Regions from separate parts of the Homo sapiens genome. Here region 1 is linked to region 2. Evidence: chromatin loops called from intact Hi-C (ENCODE). Cell type or tissue: Caco-2. All regions are shown on one strand. Links, peaks and the distances in the headings refer to the core of each region. The heading gives the core; the rest is flanking DNA.

Region 1 (2,931 bases), core at 296-2,795, 200 kb before region 2:
GAGACAGGATCTCACTCTGTCAACCAGGCTGGAGTGCAGTCGTGCAATCACAGCTCACAGCAGCCTCAGCTTCTGGGCTCAAGCAATCCTTCCACCTCAACCTCTCAAGTACCTGGGACTCTAGGCATGCACCACCACACCCAGCTAATTTTTATATTTTTTGTAGAGACAGAGTTTTACCATATTGCTCAGACTGGTCTCAGCCTCAACTTCTGAGCTTAAGCAATCCTCCAACCTTGGCCTCTCAAAATGCTGGGATTATAGGCATGAGTCACCATGTCCAGCCAAGGTATAGCAATTTTGCGGAGTAATTGGATAGTTTCTGTGAAAAAAAATTTAAACATCTATAATTTCCAATAATTATTTTAAAGTATCTACTCTGGAGAAATTCCTACACATATACAATATATCTCATCCAAGAATGTTCTCTGTATTATTTGAAATACAAAAACAAAAGAGAAATGGAAACAACATAGATAAATATAAAAAGAAAGCTGTTAAATAAATAAATTATGGTACATACATACCATAGAATACTTTGGGTCAGTTAAAAAAAAAGATGGAATTTATGGACTTCTATGGGAAGATTTACAACACAATGCTTTTGGGTGAATCAGTGTGGTATAATTAATGTATATTACCTATAAAATCTCTACATATATATATACTACTTGTACAGTTTTATAAGACTGGAAACTCTTTTTACAAGTTCAAGTTGTTGACAACAGAGTGGCATCATTCTGGCTGCCAGTGATTAGGTAGAATCTCTGAAAGAAAAGACTCCTAAATTAGAACTTGATGTGGGACTAAGGGAGCAATCATGGGATAGGGAAATACAGGCCGAGTTCTTATTTCAAGATTGGTTAGCATCTTGACAGTGCACATTTCATCTAGAGTAACTAAAGTGAACATTAGAGATGACGAAAATTGACGATATTGTATTTTATTCACTTCATATTGAATTGCCATTAATGTGCAGTCATTTTCAGCCCTTCAGTATGTTTTGAATTAGTAATTTGGGAACAACCTAGAACGTAATGATTGTGCATGTTAAAATAGCAATAGATATGTTGTAGCTTCACCAAATAGATTCTTATTGGTAACATTTATGATATTTTTTCTTGAGCTCTTCATTTTGGTTCTAAATCTAGTTTAGCATATTTGTTATTGCCTCAGTTTGATATTGAAATAGCTGTAAAAATAAGAATGTCATGGTTCTTACCATAACAAATATTAAGGTAGTGTTGTGAGGCACTTAGTCATCAATCCTGTAGCCTCTGTTATTCTTTCAAATATTTCCCAAAATACTGAGGTTTAATAATAGTTTTAAAAATTATCATATGAACACAAACTTTTTAAAAAGACATTTCTAATTCATTGTAAAATTCTGTGGTGAAAGTTATCTCGTCAATTTGGACTTTTTAAGGCTGTGGTAAAATTATTTAAATGGGGAAATAATTTTTGCTTTTCATAGAGATTACTATCGGGAATTTTAGTCTGTACTAAAATATTATCAAAATGGAATGAAATAGACATTATGTCTCATTTTGAAAAAGGAGACAACCTTCCTCGACAGTGTTCTGGCTTCTTAGAATCACCTCAACATTAAATTGCGTTCTAATGTTAGATTAGCTCTGAGAATCAACATTAAATGGTACAGCTGCTGCAAGTGCAGTATGGCTCTGAGGCTGCAGGATTTGACCAGCAGAGGGATATCTAAGAAGCATGAGAAGCATTAGCAAATACACAGAAGCACCTCTGAGACTTTAAAATTTTTTCTTTATTAAAAAAAAAATTATCCAAACCTTTCTTAGAAGAGCGTGCCGGTGAACTGACTAATAGCATGAACTTTCCAACCAGACACATGTCAGTTGAATTGACTCCATCATTACTAGCTGTGTGATCACAAACATTTTTCTTTTTCTTTTCTTTTTTTTTTGAGATGTAATTTCACTCTTACTGCTTAGGCTGGAGTGCAATGGCACAATCTCAGCTCATCGCAACCTCTGCCTCCTGGGTTCAAGCGATTCTCCTGCCTCAGCCTCCTGAGCAGCTGGCATTACAGGCACACACCACCACGACCAGCTAATTTTGTGACCCAGATGCAAGACAAGAAGTCAAAGGAGATCATCTTGTAACTTTACTGCCCTGATAGATTTTGGACTTGCATGGAGTCTCCAGCCCCTGTTGTGGTCAATTTCTCCCATTTGGAATGGATTTTTTTTTTTTTTGCAATGGAGTCTCGTCATGTCGCTCAGGTTAGAGTGCAGTGGCATGGTCTCAGCTCACTACAACCTCCACCTCCTGGGTCCAAGCAATTCTTGTGCCTCAGTCCCCTGAGTAGCTGGGATTACAGGCACTGGCCACCACATCCTACTAATTTTTGTATTTTTAGTAGAGACAGGGTTTCACCATGTTGGTCAGGCTGGTCTCAAACTCCCAACCTCAGGAGATCCGCCCACCTTGGCCTCCCAAAGTGTTGGGATTACAGGTGTGAGCCACTACTTCTGGCCAATGTTTTTCTTTAACTCTAAATCAGACCTACAAAATGAGGATAAGAATATCTACCCTTGGTTACCATGTGTCTCAGTCTGTTTGGGCTGCTGTAACAAAAATACTTAGAATGGGCAGCTCAACCAAACATTTATTTCTCACAGTTCTGGAGGCTGGAGAGGTCTAAGATTAAGGCCCTGGCAGATTCAGTGTCTAGTGGAGGCCACTTCCCAGTTCATAAATGGCCGTCTTCTCTCTATGTTCTCACATGACAGAAGAGGTGAGGGGGCTCTCTGGAGTCTTTTATAAGGGCACTAATACCATTTTTGAGGGCTCTGCTCTTATGACCTAATTACCTCCCAAAAGTACCATCTCCAAATAAGATTTCAACATACGAATTTTGGAGGGGCACATTCATTCGTTAGCAGCATGATAATT
Region 2 (2,931 bases), core at 101-2,600:
CCAGTGTTTGAAGGAAATGTCTTCTCTTTAGTATACTAGGATGTTTATTAAGCGATGGCTTCATGTAATACAAAGATTAATATAATTTGTAAAATTAAATATCTTGGTCATTTACTCCCATATTTCTGGCACTTGTAATGAAAGAAAATGCATAGTCCTTCCTTCCCCACAATACATCATTTGCTTGTCAAGAAGTATTTTTCACTATAAACAAATATTACTATAAACAAAATACCTTGAATTTATATTTAAGAAAATCTCTTTTAGCTCTCTTATTTATGAACTAGCCATCTACTTCTATTTAGCCATCTGTCGTCATATCTTTGGTGAAGGAACATCTTTCAATTTTCTGCAAAGGACTAAACCTACTGGAATCATGTTCCTTCTCTCCAGATAACTTTAGCGTTCTCCCTGGGATTGCAGAATTAGCTGGTCTGCCTTTGGTCTCTTCACCTGGGTGAACACATTTCATTAGTTTGTTAGAAAATGCTTCAATAAATTTAACTCTCCTTTTCCTTTTTTTTTTTTTTTTTTTTGAGACAGAGTCTTGCTCTGTTGCACAGGCTGGAGTGCAGTGGCGTGATCTCGGCTCACTGAAACTTCTGCCCCCCAGGTTTAAGCAATTCTCTGCCTCAGCCTCCAGAGTAGCTGGGATTACAGGTGCGTGCCACCTGTAAAAAATTTTTTGTATTTTTAGTAGAGGTGGGGTTTCACTATCTTGGCCAGGCTGGTCTTGAACTCCTGACCTCGTGATCCACCCACCTCAGCCTCCTGAACCACTGGGATTACAGGCGTGAGCCACTGTGTCCGGCCTCCTTTTCCTTTTTAACTTCAGTGATTTGCTTAATACATTATTGAGACGTGATCAACTATAGCATCACTAGGGAAGAGTTAAGAATCAGGCTATTTTTCACCAGGAGGCCTGGATTGAAAACTCTTCACTATTATAAGCTCTGTGACTTTGATTGTAAACCAAATAATAACTCCTGGTTTGGTTTTCTCTTTTGTAAAATTGGAATCATATTTATGCGGTAGGACTATTTGGAGCTTGTCAGTGTGTAGATGCCTGAATAAGAATGATGGGGTATTTCCAGAAAGTGACTGGCTCAGGGTGAACCAAGCCGAACTCTTCTCCGGGGGAGGTTTATGCAGGGGAAGCAGTGGTGAGAGCACCACCTACTGGGGTAGAGCCATGAAATATACTATGTCTAAAGGGAGAGTTTTTATTGTAAAAAACAAAAAAGGTTGTGTTATAGACAATTCCAGTCTACAATATAATAGAATGAGATAGGCACTTGCTCTTTCTTATTCTTTCTTGGTCTCACTGCTTTCTCTCCTGTTTCTTCTTGTCAAGCCTCCCTCTGTCTGACTCTAACCTCCTTATCCCTCTCTTTTTACCATAGTACTTTCTCATTATGTTACTACGACTTTGCCAGTGTATTAAGATATTATTTATTAAAATATTGTGTATTCCATGTTCCCCATCCTAGGTGAGCTCATATGGCAGCCTCCAAAGGTAAATACTAGGAAGACTGAACCATAGTGGTAAAGACAAGAAGATAGTTACCAAAGAGTGACCAAAATTATGTTCTGTGGATATACTTGTGACATCCATAGAGTCAGGATGGAACAGGCTTGTCTAAGGTATGGAGTGAAAGGGGACACAAAGAAAAAGCAGAATGTGCTGTCCTAATGTGTTAAGATAAAGTTTATAAGTCAGAGAGTCCGATACATACTCATTGAAATGCATTTAACAAATGCTCATTGTGTACCTACTGTATGCTGCACATTGCTCTAGGTGTTAATTTCACAGTGAGATACTGTCTCTTTTTTCTTGGAATGTGTTCTTTAATGAGGGATAAAGACAATAATCACACAAATGTAACAAATGTAAAAATGTAATTTGCAACTGAGATGAACAAAGAGATTTAAGTGATATAATGAGACCCCATAATACAAAAACTGACCTAGTCAAAGAGAAAAAAGTTTTGTTTAAACTGAAATCTGTAGGGTAAGCAAGAATGAACTAGATAAAGAGGAGAGATGTACATTACAGGCAGATTAACAGCAGATGCAAAGGCTCTCCATTTCTCACATTTGAATTTGAAGAGCCACTAAAATGCCTAAGGCAAGATGTCAAGTAGAATTTATTATGTAGAGAGAAATAAAATAAAAATATATAATATGTAAAATATGTGTTAAAATATATGTTTTACATGCTGCCCATCCTAGGTGAGCTCACAAAATATATGTTTTACATGCTGCCCATCCTAGGTGAGCTCACAAAATATATATTTTACATGCTGCCCATCCTAGGTGAGCTCACATGACAGACTCCAGAGGTAAATGCTAGTAAGACTGAACCATAGTGTTAAAGGCAAGAAAGCAGTTGCCGAAGAGTAACCAAAATTATGTTGTGTCAGTATGCTTGTAACATGCTTGTGTCTGTGTGTGTGTGTGTGTATATATATGGATATATATATATTTGGAGATATATATATATATGGATATATATATATATATGGACTTTCAAGAAAAAAATAAAAAGTATCAGATTGAAACTTCCTCATTTTCTTTACTTAAAACATTTCAACCTACCCACATCTTCACATGTCCTTTTTAATTTTATACTATCCATTAGAGAACTAACATCTCGTTTTCTCCCTAAGGTGGCTTCTGCCACCTCTGCTGTGGGCTCTATTCCCTCTCACCTTTGGAGGTCATAAATAATAAATTTTTCTATTATTTAAACTTTTTCTCAATGTGCCATTCCCATTGTTTCTTAAATTGCTCAATCTTTACATTAAAAGAATAACAACTTATTAAAAAAGAACCTTACTTAGGGGATTTGAGGAGCTTCCAGGTTGGTGAGTACATCAAGCTTCTGGGAGAGTCCTGCCCAGAGAGGGCAAGGAAGCTCTCAACACCCCA

Evidence for each region. A loop is a pair of places that touch in the nucleus more often than their neighbours do. Peaks named below come from ENCODE experiments on the same cell type or tissue, not always from the same donor. Only the 100,000 strongest peaks of a DNase experiment are listed, where the experiment ranks them.
Region 1: it touches region 2 in a loop (11-fold over the local background); 3 of 110 quality-filtered maps call a loop at or near these places.

Annotation. Positions count from the first base shown.
Region 1 is chr12:59,172,187-59,175,117 of GRCh38, forward strand. No RefSeq gene overlaps it. Among named protein-coding and RNA genes, the nearest start is that of LRIG3-DT, 250 kb to the left of the region's middle. In Caco-2, for the core only: no CTCF peak of the experiment used is centred there; no DNase peak of the experiment used is centred there.
Region 2 is chr12:59,371,997-59,374,927 of GRCh38, forward strand. No RefSeq gene overlaps it. Among named protein-coding and RNA genes, the nearest start is that of LINC02448, 150 kb to the right of the region's middle. In Caco-2, for the core only: no CTCF peak of the experiment used is centred there; a DNase peak (open chromatin) is centred at 1,145.